Regions from separate parts of the Mus musculus genome. Here region 2 is linked to region 1. A link is a contact called in ENCODE POLR2A ChIA-PET data. All regions are on one chromosome and are shown on one strand. The core of a region is the stretch at or near the end of the contact, and the rest is flanking DNA. Distances in the headings are between cores, read along the strand shown. Region 1 has its middle 69 kb from the start of Zfp281. Region 2 overlaps Platr22 (pluripotency associated transcript 22).

Region 1 (2,918 bases), core at 211-2,710:
TTATTATATGTAAGTACACTGTAGCTGTCTTCAGACACACCAGAAGAGGGAGTCAGATCTTGTTACGGATGGTTGTGAGCCACCATGTGGTTGCTGGGATTTGAACTCTGGACCTTCAGAAGAGCAGTCGGGTGCTCTTACCCACTGAGCCATCTCACCAGCCCCTCAAGTCGTCATTTTTTACCCACTGAACCATATGTACACTATAAATGTATACCATAATGTACGCTATAAATAAGTAGAGGTATAGTCTAAAAAAATCTGTACATATTTTGACAAAATCCATCCTCAAGATGGTGGAAGGTTATTGCTTGGTTTATATACATTTTTCACGAGTGCAGCCGCTGATGGGTCGTAGGTGGGAAATCAAGTGATCATACACCGGCATCGTTTTGAGCCATTACAGGAACAGAGAAAACCTGCAGAGGACTTGGTCTGTTCTCCATTTTGATGGCACGAAAGCCATCCCTTGCTTTTAAAGCAAGCACAGGGATAAAAATCCCCGTGATGGACTCAGAGACCTTCTGACCTCATCTCTCACCTTGGCTTTTAGTCTTGTTGGTGGTTGTTTTGTTTGTCTTGTTTTTAAGATTTATTTATTATACAGCATTCTGCCTGCAAGTATTCCTGCAGGCCAGAAGAGGGCACCAGATCCCATTACAGATGGTTGTGAGCCACCATGTGGTTGCTGGGAATTGAACTCAGGACCCCTGGAAGAGCAGCCAATGCTCTTAACCACTGAGCCATCTCTCCAGCCCCAAGTCAGTGGGTTTTTTTTGGATGTTGTTTTCTGAATGGTGTGTGTGTGTGTGTGTGTGTGTGTGTGTGTGTGAAGAGAGAGAGAGAGAGAGAGAGAGAGAGAGAGAGAGAGAGAGAGTTTTTTCTTGTCTTTCCATACCCCTTATGGTGTATGGTGCAGTACTACACTGACCTCAGCCTGTGGAAACAGGACAGACTCTGAAGGCACTGAAGGGGACTATGGGAAGGTCTGTCTGTGGCTTTATCCTTCCTTAGTTCTGCTTCTGGCTTACAGGTTGTCCATTTCTCCAAACTCATTCTCAGTTTGTAGAAATGCAGCTGTTTGCCAAACACCTACGGGATAGCGCAAAAGCTCGTACCGTTTTATTAATACCCTTTTGGGTTCCATGTATCTACACACAAATCCTGCATCTTGCAGCAGTCCCAAAATGAAGACGTAGATGCTGTCTGCCTGGGAGAAGGGAGGCACTCAGTCCTCGAAGGGCTGCTGTTGAGCTCAGACTAGAGGCACATTCCTTTCTCTTGACACAGAGTTTCCAGCACAATTAGCATTTTATAGGCATCCCACAAACACTGTGGAAGGGAATCGAATTGCCACTGGAAATGGCCAGAGTGATTAAAATATTAATTCTAAACAGCAGAGGGAGCACCCCGGGCGTAGGTTTCACAGTGGTGGTCAACCCTGATCCCGTGCACAACCCCCTGGGAATGTCAAGAAGCAGCCAAGCCCTGGCTGTCAGAAACCTGACGGAGTAGACACAAGATAAGACTTAGCCACTGAGAGTTTTTAAAGGTCCACTGGTAATTACAGAACATAACCAGGTATGGTGGGTAGGATTTTTTGTTGTTTTGTTTTATTTAAGTGAAGAGTTTGTGTTCCCTGAACGGCATTCTTCCAAGGCCAACGCTTCTGAAAGGAGCACTCACAGAGGATGACAGGACTGCCAAGCCGCCCAGGAACTGCTTCTGAGAGTTGAATTTGTAAATGAAGAGGCAGTTTTGCTTTTCGGAAGCAAGATCTACCAGCTTGTTCTTAAAGGGCCAGGTAGTGACGACTTCAGGCTGCGCAAAGCTTTGTACTCTGCAGCAAACTCTCACCTTGGTCATCAGGGCAGAAAGGCGGTCCTGTGGAGACACGTGAATGGGCACAGCTGTGTTCTAATAAGGTTTTATTGATGGATGTTCAATATTGAATTTCATGAAACCCCATTCTATTGACTTTTTTTCTGTCTTTTTTTTTTTTTTTTTTTTTTGGTTTCTCGAGACAGGGTTTCTCTGTGTAGTCCTGGCTGTCCTGGAACTCACTCTGTACACCAGGCTGGCCTCGAACTCAGAAATCCACCTGCCTCTGCCTCCCAAGTGCTGGGATTAAAGGCATGAGCCACCACAGCCCAGCTTTTTTCTGTCTTTCTTGAGACAGTCTCACTGTGTAGTTCTGGCTGGCTTGGTACTCACCACGTAGACCTGCCTGGCCTTGAGTTCACAGAGACCTATGAACTATGTTTACCTCCCGAGTGCTGGGATCAAGGCATGACCACTGAGTCCAGACTGATATTTTTTCAACCACCAGAAACTATAGCGGGCTGAGTGAGATAGGGCTCACCAGGTAAAGGCACTTGCCGCCAACGTGGGCAACTTGAGTGGAAGGAGGGGCTGATTCCCAAAAGTTGTCCTCTGACTTCCACAACCCCACACACGATACATAAAATAAATCATACATACAAAAACAAAACAAAAGAAAAAAAAAACCCAACTAAACAGTGGCTAGGTTTGTGAGCAGGCCATTGTTACTGTCCCTCCCCCACCCAAATCCTGCTCTAGAAGAATGCATTAAGCCAGTCCAAGCTGGCTGCTGGTGGCAGACATATTTAATCCCGGCACTCTTTAAGGCAGAGGCAGGCGGATCTTTATGAAATTGAGAGATCAGCTTGGTCTACAGAGTGAGTTCCAGAACAGCCAGGGATATACAGAGAAACTCTATCTTGAAAAACCAAAACCAAAATAGAGAGGAGAGAGGGAAAGAGGGAGAAAGGAAGGGGGGCAACATAGACACAAATAACTATTAAAAGATAAATTGAGGGCTATAGAGATGACTCAGTAGTTATGAGCACTGGCTGCTCTTCCAGAGGACCTGTGTTTAATTCCTAGCAACCACAGCT
Region 2 (2,731 bases), core at 34-2,533, 150 kb before region 1:
CTTTGGTCCCAGGCTCCCCACATCCCGTGCCAGTCGCTATGGATCGTTTTTGAGTTGTGCTTCTAACCAACTACAACTCAGCTGTGCTAGTCAGTGCTATTCAGGCTCACGGTGCCTGGGAAGAGACACCGTGGTGACCACAGCAACTCTTATGAAGGAAAAAGTCTCGTTGGGGCTGGCTTACAATTCAGAGGTCCGTTATCGTCATAGTGGGAAGCGCGGCTGCATGCAGGCAGAAATGGTGAAGGAGATGTAGCTGAGAGTTCTACATCCGGATTGGCAGGCAGCCGGAAGAGAGAGCCACACTGAGCCTGTCTTGAGCTTCTGAAACTCAAAGCTCCTCCCCCTTCCCCCAGTGACACACCTCCTCAAAAAGGCCACACCTACTCCAACAAGGCCACACCTCCTCATAGGGCCACGCCCTGTGAGCCTCTGGAGGTCATTTCCTTTCAAACCACCACACCAGCTGTGCCTCCCTCCTCCTGTTTGGCTAATCTGCTGGTGTTGCAAGTAAGGAAACAGGCTTGCTGGCTTACTGTAGAACTAGGTAACAGATGAAGGGACGCACAGGGCTCAGGGCATAGTCAAGACAGGGGTTTGAGGGAAAGCCAGCTTCCAGGTGCTTAGAACAGCCAGCCATCTATCTCATGGCTCTCCGAACTCAGGTCTTTGTGGAATGTTCACTACGTAGGCATGACTGAGTTCGTGACTGAGTTGATCACTGGTAACAAATTTGCAGCCTCTCTCGCTTCCTTCCCTGCGCTTTCCCGGTGCCCAGGCCCCATCCCAAAGCCAGTAATTAGCTCAGTAGCAACCAAAACCAAACAAACAAAAATCTCACATTTATCATAGGTTTACTCCTCAACATTACTCGTTTCCTGAGCGCGGTTCAGGCACACTAGGCAGGATGGTGTGAGGGAGCATTTGTTGAACATATGAGGTGCTGGGTACCATCCAAACATTGCCTAGAAAAAAGTCTAGTCAAGATAGCACATGTATCCCATCAGCTGCGGTGATTTTCAATATGGAGCAGAGCCTACCGCAGGTGGGCTTGACCCAAATGGCCCTGCTGCAGGAAAACGGCTCCTATTTTGTCGCCCCAAGCACAGCCTGACTGTGTTTCTGATCTTAGTGCATTTTGAGGACAAAATGTTCGGGGCTTCAGGAAAGTGTATGAGCAGAAACTGTCTGCACCTAAAATGGCCACCAGAGCAACAGCCAGACAACATTTAACCGCATTGTAATCTATCTGCCGGCTAAATGGCATACTCTCCAGCACGATGCCTGTTGACAATTGCCATGGTAACCGTGGCAGGGAACTATAAAAGGAACAAAAAGAGACTGCCTTAAGGTTCCCAGAAAAGAGATGAATAAATATCTTCACTACCCATCACCCTTATCAGCACCTCATTTTTAAAATCTTTTTTTTTAATTTACCTTTATTTTATGTGCATTGGTGTTTTGCCTGCATGTATGTCTGTGTGAGAGTGCTGATCTTGGAGTTACAGACAGTTGTGAGCTGCCATGTGGGTGCTGGAATTTGAACTGGCGTCTTCTGGAAGAATAGCTAACGCCCTCACCTGCTGATCCATCTCTCCAGCACTTTCTTCCCCTCATTTTTGATACCGTATCTATAACCTCCCTTTGTCCCCGTTTCTCTTGTTCTTGTTGAATAGGAAGATATCTGTTTCGCTATTTAGTCAATGCTCATTGCTTTCTCACTTCAGAAAGGGAAAAGGGACAAGTCTAGAGACAAAAATCTCAGTAACAAATCAGGCTGAGGGAATTCAAGGCCAGCCTGGGCTACATAGAGAAGTACAGGTGAAGGCCAGTTCAAGAGACAAAGAAGACTGTCTAAAATCAACCAACCAACCATCTGATAGCAACTAAAAATCTCTAACCATGTTAGGAGAAACAGCCCTGACTCACGGCTGGGTGTACCTGCCTGCTCTTGGAATACCAGCCCTAAGAAAGTGGAGGGAGGAGAGAATAAGGAGTCAGCATCTTCTATCAGTAGGTTTGGGGCCAACCTAGGCCACATGAGGCTCAGAAAGAAAGAACAATGGGGGCATGACACACTGGGAGAATGCTTACCTAGTAGTTTATAAAAAGTAATAGGTTCAGCCGGGTGTGGTGGCGCTACGCCTTAATCCCAGTACTCCGGTGGCAGAGGCAGGCGGATTTCTGAGTTCAAGGCCAGCCTGGTCTACAGAGTGAGTTCCAGGGCAGCCAGGGCTACACAGAGAGACCCTGTCTCAAAAAAAGAAAAAGAAAAACAAAAGTAGTAGGTTCAATCCCCAACTCACAAATGGAATGTAGTGGCCCAAGCCTATAATCCCAGAAATGGGGAGCAGAGCCAGGATTAGAAGTTCAAGGTCATCTTCAGCTACACGGTGACTTACAGGGTAACCTGAAAAACATGAAAAATTACATATGAATATAATATAGATGCATATATATGTATATATATATATATATATATATATATATACTGTGTATGTTTCTCTTATATGTGAAGACTATAAAACAAAAAAAGAATAGGGCACTATGGGAAGATAAATATGATCAAAGGATACTGTTTATATATATTAAGGCATCTTAATAAAACCTGTCATAGCCAGGTGTGGTGGGACATGCCTTTAATCGAAGCACTTGGGAGGCAGAGGTCAGCCTGGTCTACAGAGTGAGTTCCAGGACAGCCAGGGCTACACAGAGAAACCCTGTCTTGAAA

What was found. ChIA-PET counts read pairs that join two places held with the same protein, here RNA polymerase II (POLR2A).
Region 2: POLR2A ChIA-PET joins it to region 1 with 12 read pairs in embryonic stem cell. The contact joins two enhancer-like sites. POLR2A ChIA-PET finds 5 or more read pairs at or near these places in 4 of 5 experiments (Patski and embryonic stem cell).

What each region holds. Positions count from the first base shown.
Region 1 is chr1:136,554,558-136,557,475 of GRCm38, reverse strand. It overlaps a transcript of Kif14 not described here. Among named protein-coding and RNA genes, the nearest start is that of Zfp281, 69 kb to the left of the region's middle. Within about 2 kb of position 1,460, at least 2 of the 3 ENCODE cell types and tissues checked have a DNase peak (open chromatin) inside an H3K27ac peak, as active enhancers do.
Region 2 is chr1:136,705,218-136,707,948 of GRCm38, reverse strand. Platr22 (pluripotency associated transcript 22) reads right to left here. Exons shown (of 5, transcript NR_037986.1): 2 at 2,307-2,410. Among named protein-coding and RNA genes, the nearest start is that of Platr22, 10 kb to the right of the region's middle. Within about 2 kb of position 1,283, at least 1 of the 3 ENCODE cell types and tissues checked has a DNase peak (open chromatin) inside an H3K27ac peak, as active enhancers do.